Regions from separate parts of the Homo sapiens genome. Here region 1 is linked to region 2. A link is a contact called in ENCODE Hi-C data. All regions are on one chromosome and are shown on one strand. The core of a region is the stretch at or near the end of the contact, and the rest is flanking DNA. Distances in the headings are between cores, read along the strand shown.

The links. Hi-C counts contacts between places; a loop is a spot of excess contacts on that map. Pooled maps may share reads with other maps.
Region 1: a loop to region 2 is called in a map of B cell, with 5 times the contacts of the local background. The contact joins the promoter of LINC01725 here to the enhancer-like site in region 2. A Hi-C loop is called at or near these places in 1 of 168 maps with a recorded cell type or tissue (B cell), 1 of 37 single-sample maps with no recorded cell type and 7 of 50 pooled maps.

Annotation. Positions count from the first base shown.
Region 1 is chr1:83,859,605-83,862,304 of GRCh38, reverse strand. LINC01725 (long intergenic non-protein coding RNA 1725) reads left to right here and starts at 1,309. Exons shown (of 3, transcript NR_119375.1): 1 at 1,309-1,486. It overlaps LOC101927560 (a long non-coding RNA gene), which reads left to right and starts at 1,759. Exons shown (of 3, transcript NR_119374.1): 1 at 1,759-1,897. RefSeq lists silencers at 1,221-1,350, 1,451-1,630.
Region 2 is chr1:83,759,813-83,762,512 of GRCh38, reverse strand. All of the region lies in intron 1 of LINC01725 (long intergenic non-protein coding RNA 1725), which reads left to right. Among named protein-coding and RNA genes, the nearest start is that of LINC01725, 100 kb to the left of the region's middle. RefSeq lists an enhancer at 1,463-1,612. Within about 2 kb of position 1,277, at least 2 of the 41 ENCODE cell types and tissues checked have a DNase peak (open chromatin) inside an H3K27ac peak, as active enhancers do; they include B cell, where a contact is called at or near this core.

The DNA of each region.
Region 1 (2,700 bases), core at 60-2,559, 100 kb before region 2:
ATACCTCAGAAATTAGCTTGATTTCATATTTTAGCCTCAGGTTTTTCAGTCAAATAATACTTCTATTTGCTTTTTGAATTCTTGTTTTTTCCTGACCATTTCTCAGTTTCTAAATTTCATCTCATTCAGCTTCACTTTTTCCCAGTGAAGCACTGCCACGTTACTTTCATTCTAAAGGTGCTGGGTAAATCTTGTCTATTTTTTGGTTATTTTAATGAAAATATTTTCTTATATTTATAAGAAAAAGCAAAGGCAGATTGTGCTTCTACATTATTTACATTTATTTACATATTATTTAAATTTTTTTCTTAGCAAATTGGCCCACAGACAGTGTCCTGTTTTTCTGAGCAGTAGGTAAATAATGACAACTTCTGTAAGTTCTGTGGCTACTCAGAATCTCTTGAGAATATATGTCCTGCTAAACTGCAAGAGGGCCACTTCCGGACCTGAAATGGTCTAAGAAATGTTGATCATGCTTCTTCCCACACGTGCTAGAAATTTCCACGCAGTTTGCAGATCCAGCCTAGGTACTTGTTAGATGGGTGATTACAAATTTCTTACGGGCTGTGTAGCACCATCACACTTTGCCAAGTAATCTCCAAGCTTTGGGAAAATAAAACAAAGCTCCTTACAAACACTGGATTCTCTCCTTTCCTTACTTCTTTAGCGTCCTACTTATCCTCTACTTTATTGTCTCTTTTTCATATGTAATAGAACATACACTGCAATAGGAAGCTGAAGATGTGGGTTCCCATCATAGTTCCATCCTGGTTCTTTTATCGACTAGCTGAGTGGAATAGGGTTGCCAACTTTGTCTATCTGAGAGTTTTGTTGTGAGGAAAATAACAAGCACTAGTTTTTGGAGTAAAGTATAATTTCCTCATTGCATATTAAACCCAACTCACCCGATTGTCAGAAAGATTCTATCTAGTTTGTGATTCTAAGTCGGGGGGGGGGGGTGGTTAGCGTTGAGTTTCAGGTTCTATAAGAACGGGACTAAGGAAACTCATTACCAGGTGGTAATCATCTTCATCTATTCAATAACACCGTTTGGTGTACACACTAAATTGTGGCACTGGAGACTCACATAGAACTGAAGTAACTCACCAGTTCCTAGAGGCAGGTGGGCACGTAGGGAGAGAGAGGCAGCGGCGCCTTCCAGGCGCTCTCCCTGGTACAGAGGCGGCGGGGGCCAGGGCTGTCAGGACACCCAGGCCCACGTGCCAGGCTCCGGCTCACCTGCCCGAGGGCAGAGCGGGAAGCTCCGCCCCTCGCGGAACCCCGGCCTGTGCGCAGTTCCCGTGCCCTAGGAGTTGGCGGCGGGGCCCAGCCGAGGTATAAGTTCCACAGCTTCACCCTTGTCGGTGTGATATGGGCGTGAAAGAAGACATAAAACAGGCTTCCCGAGTAGAACCTGCCACCCCGGGCTGGTGGGGACGCGGCACCAGGCCGGGCCGGGGGAAGCCGCTCGGACAGTGGTCCTTGGGTGAGCGCCTTCTTCGGGGCCCATGGGCCAGGCCAGTGCGGCCCGGGACGCCCCGGACCACCTGGGGAAGAACCGCCCGGGCCGGCCTTTGGCTGTCCCAGGCAGCGGCTGGAGCCCGAGTGGGCCCTGGCGGGATCTGGGACGGGGAGGGTCTGCGGCGCAGCCAGGAGGCCTGGGAAGTCCCGAGGTGGGTAGAGAAGGGCCGCGAGGGGGCGCTGAGACGGCGAGTGGCCGGGCCTGGGAGTGACAGTTGTCAGGAGAGCAGTCAGGACACCGTTGCTCAGAGTCCAGGCCGGTTAGGACCAGAGCCTACCCCGGGTGGCATGGTGATGATCCAGATTCAGGAGACATGTCTGAGAAAGGATCGTTCAGACTTTTTGACCTATTTTACATGAGGAATAAAGGATAGAGGTCAGGAAAGTTGTCCAAAAATTTTTTTCATTGTTGTTAAAAAGTTCATTTAGTGTAAAACAGGCAATTATCTGTGCGTTTAATATGCAGGCTAAGGTTGTTTCTTTCAGGCTTTCTTTCTTTGTGGCATGTAATTTCTATTTAACAAATGTATGTTGAGTGTCAGCTGTGTGTCAATTGCTATGCTAGATAACAGAGAAACAAATTATTAATAACATCCTCACTTTCCATGAGTTCAAATTCTAGTACAGGAAAAAGTCATCTAAATAATTCTAATGAAATGTCATAAGGCTAAATAACAAAGGTATATGTAAGGAATTCTATCAAATGTTCTATTAACTATTAGCATGGAACAATTAAGGGACTAGCTCTGGTTTCCAGATGGAATGGCCCTTATGGACATCAGGCATAATGGGTCATTTGCTTAACAGAAGGCAGAATTTCATATCTAATATTTTAGGTTATAAATAAGGGCATATAGTAGAAAGAGGCAAAAAGAAAAAAAAAGACAACGTACCTCCAAAACCCAGCTAAAACCTCTCTCTTTAGAAAGGACTCCTGGATTTTCTACAGTTTTATGTTTTATCCAGATGAGAGGTGTGTAATGTAGTCGCTAAGAGGCTGGACTCAGGAGCTAAACTGCCAGAGTTTACATCCCAGCTGCACCACTTACTAATGGGCTGACCTTGTATAAGTTGCTTAATACCTTGTTTCTCATTTTGCTTATCTGTGAAATGGGGATGATAATTATAGTCCCCATAAGATTGTTATGAAGATTTTTGTATTTCTAAAGTTAAGAGATG
Region 2 (2,700 bases), core at 28-2,527:
TGGACACAATTCACGAGATGCATTGAGAAGTACTGTGATTACTGACAATGTCTCCTCTTCAATATATCAAGACTGTTTACAGAAAACAGAAAAAAGCATCCATTAGTGCAACTCCAAAATCTTACCCTAAACAATGTTATTCTATTATATGGTAAGTGTTGTAATTATGTAACTGCACCCACAATTGGAACCCTAGATTTTGAATGTTTAAATTTAATTCTGCATGTCACCTCTCTGGGTTATGCAGCAGACAGATGTGAGCCGGAATGGGGGGCAGTGGCACTGGAGTTGGGACCAACAGGGTAGATAGGGTGAGGATCGTTGAGCAATGCTTTGTTATTAGACATCAGTGTGTGCTGTCAATGGCTTAGTGAAGCTGCTCGTGATTTGGGAGGGGCTTCTCTGGCCAAGCAGGACAGAAACCAAAGGAAAGAAGGAATCATAGTGGGAGTGAACAGGAGGTGTGGAGGGGGTCAGGGTGGTCAGCGCTAGTCTGCAGAGAAGGAAGGTGCCTTTTAGGAGGAATCAAGCCGGTGGAATGCAAATTCAACTGGGAATAGAAGCCGGAGCCTTGGAGCAGCTTCAGGGAAAACTACTCTCCAGTTTTCTGTCTAAACAGCATAGCAGTAGAGGGAGCCAACCCCAGAGGACTTCTGCAGCCAAAGAAACTCTGAGTTGGGGGGAGTATATTTTATTTTTATTTATTATCACAACACGGACTATAAATTTTAAAACCTATTTGAGTAATTTCCCTGCAGAAGAAATCTGACTCTGTTCCCACAGCCTCCCTTCTCTCAAAGTGCTAAGTGTGCCACAGAGCATTTGGAATTCTTCCTTCAAAGTTCCAGGTTGTCCAGCCCCTCCTACCACTGCAGGTCTCTCTTGGTCCTGCTGATACTGGAGCTTATTTATGAGGGCTGCTGAGGGGTGGGTGGGCAGGGGGACAGCTGCCAGGGCCTGCCCCCCACCATGGGAGATTTGTGGCAGGTGGAGGGGGAGGCGGATATAATGACCATTTGCAGACAACCTATTTAAGCAACTGTTTGTTATACAATAAAAATTACTCGGTGGCTCTGAGCATGAACTCTCCAAGGGAGGGTGCTGTGGGAGGCAGTTGGAGACTTTGTTTTAATCAAATGAGCAAGCAGGAGCTTAGGGCTTTGTTGCGAGAGGGGATGGCTTTGTGGCGGCCTTTCTTGCTTCCTCCTGGCTTCATTTGCTTGTCAGGCAACAGTGTGGCCCCTGGGGGACTCCCCTAGATGAGGCAGCTGCAAAAGAGAAAGTCTCTAGAATTGGGAAGTGGTAAGTGTAACTCAGAATCTATAGGGAGGGAGCTGGGCAGAACAGTTTTGTGAAGCACCTTCCAAACACACAGGTAAAGGTAACTCCTTTCAGTTATACACATTTTCATAAGAACAGGAGCAAATAATATTCATGCCATGTCCTAACACACCCTAACGTACACTGAGTCTAAGCTGTAGTAACTGACAGAAGCAGCAATTTCCAGAGCCAAGGACCCTGAGAACTGAATCTCATGAGCCTCTAGAGGGGAGAACCAGGGGCCAGTGGTAGCAGAGCTCCCCAGGTGAACCCAGGCACCAGGGAGCCTCCAGATTGCTGCACAGGGGACACAGCAGCTCCAGGAGACAATCTCTGAAATTCCACCAGCATCCTTATGTGTCTGCATACTGCAGGAGAATGTTGGTGTCAACACACTCTGACATCAGAGTGTGATGTCACACACTCTGATCCTCATCCCTGGCTCCAGGACCCCATAGCCTGAAATGATTTTTAATACATGCTATTTGCTTATTTCAAGGAAAAGGGTCAATCGCTGAGCAAGAGGAAGGGAAAGAGAGTCTGGAGCATTTGAGCAATAAAAGTGAGGTCAGATAAAACCCTAGCATTGCAGAGCTTGCATACAAGCTGGATTTCTCTATGGGTTTTTACACCAAACAAAAGACAAACAGTTCGTCTACCCATTTGGCCATGGGAGTTGCAGGGAGCACAGTTCTGGCAGCCGAGCTGGGCTGTGGAGAAGCTAAGTTCTCTATCATGCCTAGGGCTGCCATTTGGGGCTGCCCACCAGCTTGTCAATCTCAGTGCATGTAAAGCTAGTGATTAGAGGACTTAGTCTCCGTAGCTCATCTCTTTGAAGCTGATTCCCCACTCAGAGACTCTCCCTGCTGTAGAGAGACTGGAGTCTTCCGCAGGTTCCTCCTGCAAGCTGTTCACCCTGCTTTGTATTATTTCTTGGCGTTTGTATGTACCCTGCTTGCATCTAATGTATATTTATTCTCAAGGACCGAGAGCCTCAGCAGGCAGCTGAAGTTTAAGTGAGTGAATGGCACAGCCGCACTGGGAAAGATTCATTATCGGTACATTTCTAGGTTATTTGACGTGGGAGAGTTTCAGCAGTTTATCTGGTGAGGAGAAGGCAAAGTGACAATGTGGGAACCTCTTCTGATGTGCAAAAATGTGCAGCCGACACAGGATTGCCATTTATTAAATCATAAATGTAATGCCAGATTTTTTCCAGAGAACAGCAGGGAAAATAAATACTTGAGGCGTGGGCCAGTGTCCTAGAACTAGCCCTGGGTCCTGTCCATCACTCAAGCCACCTCCCAGGGACTCCGTTTCTCTAGATGAGCTTTAGCTCTCTTAGCGGCAACATTATGAAGCAGAGTTACTAATATGACT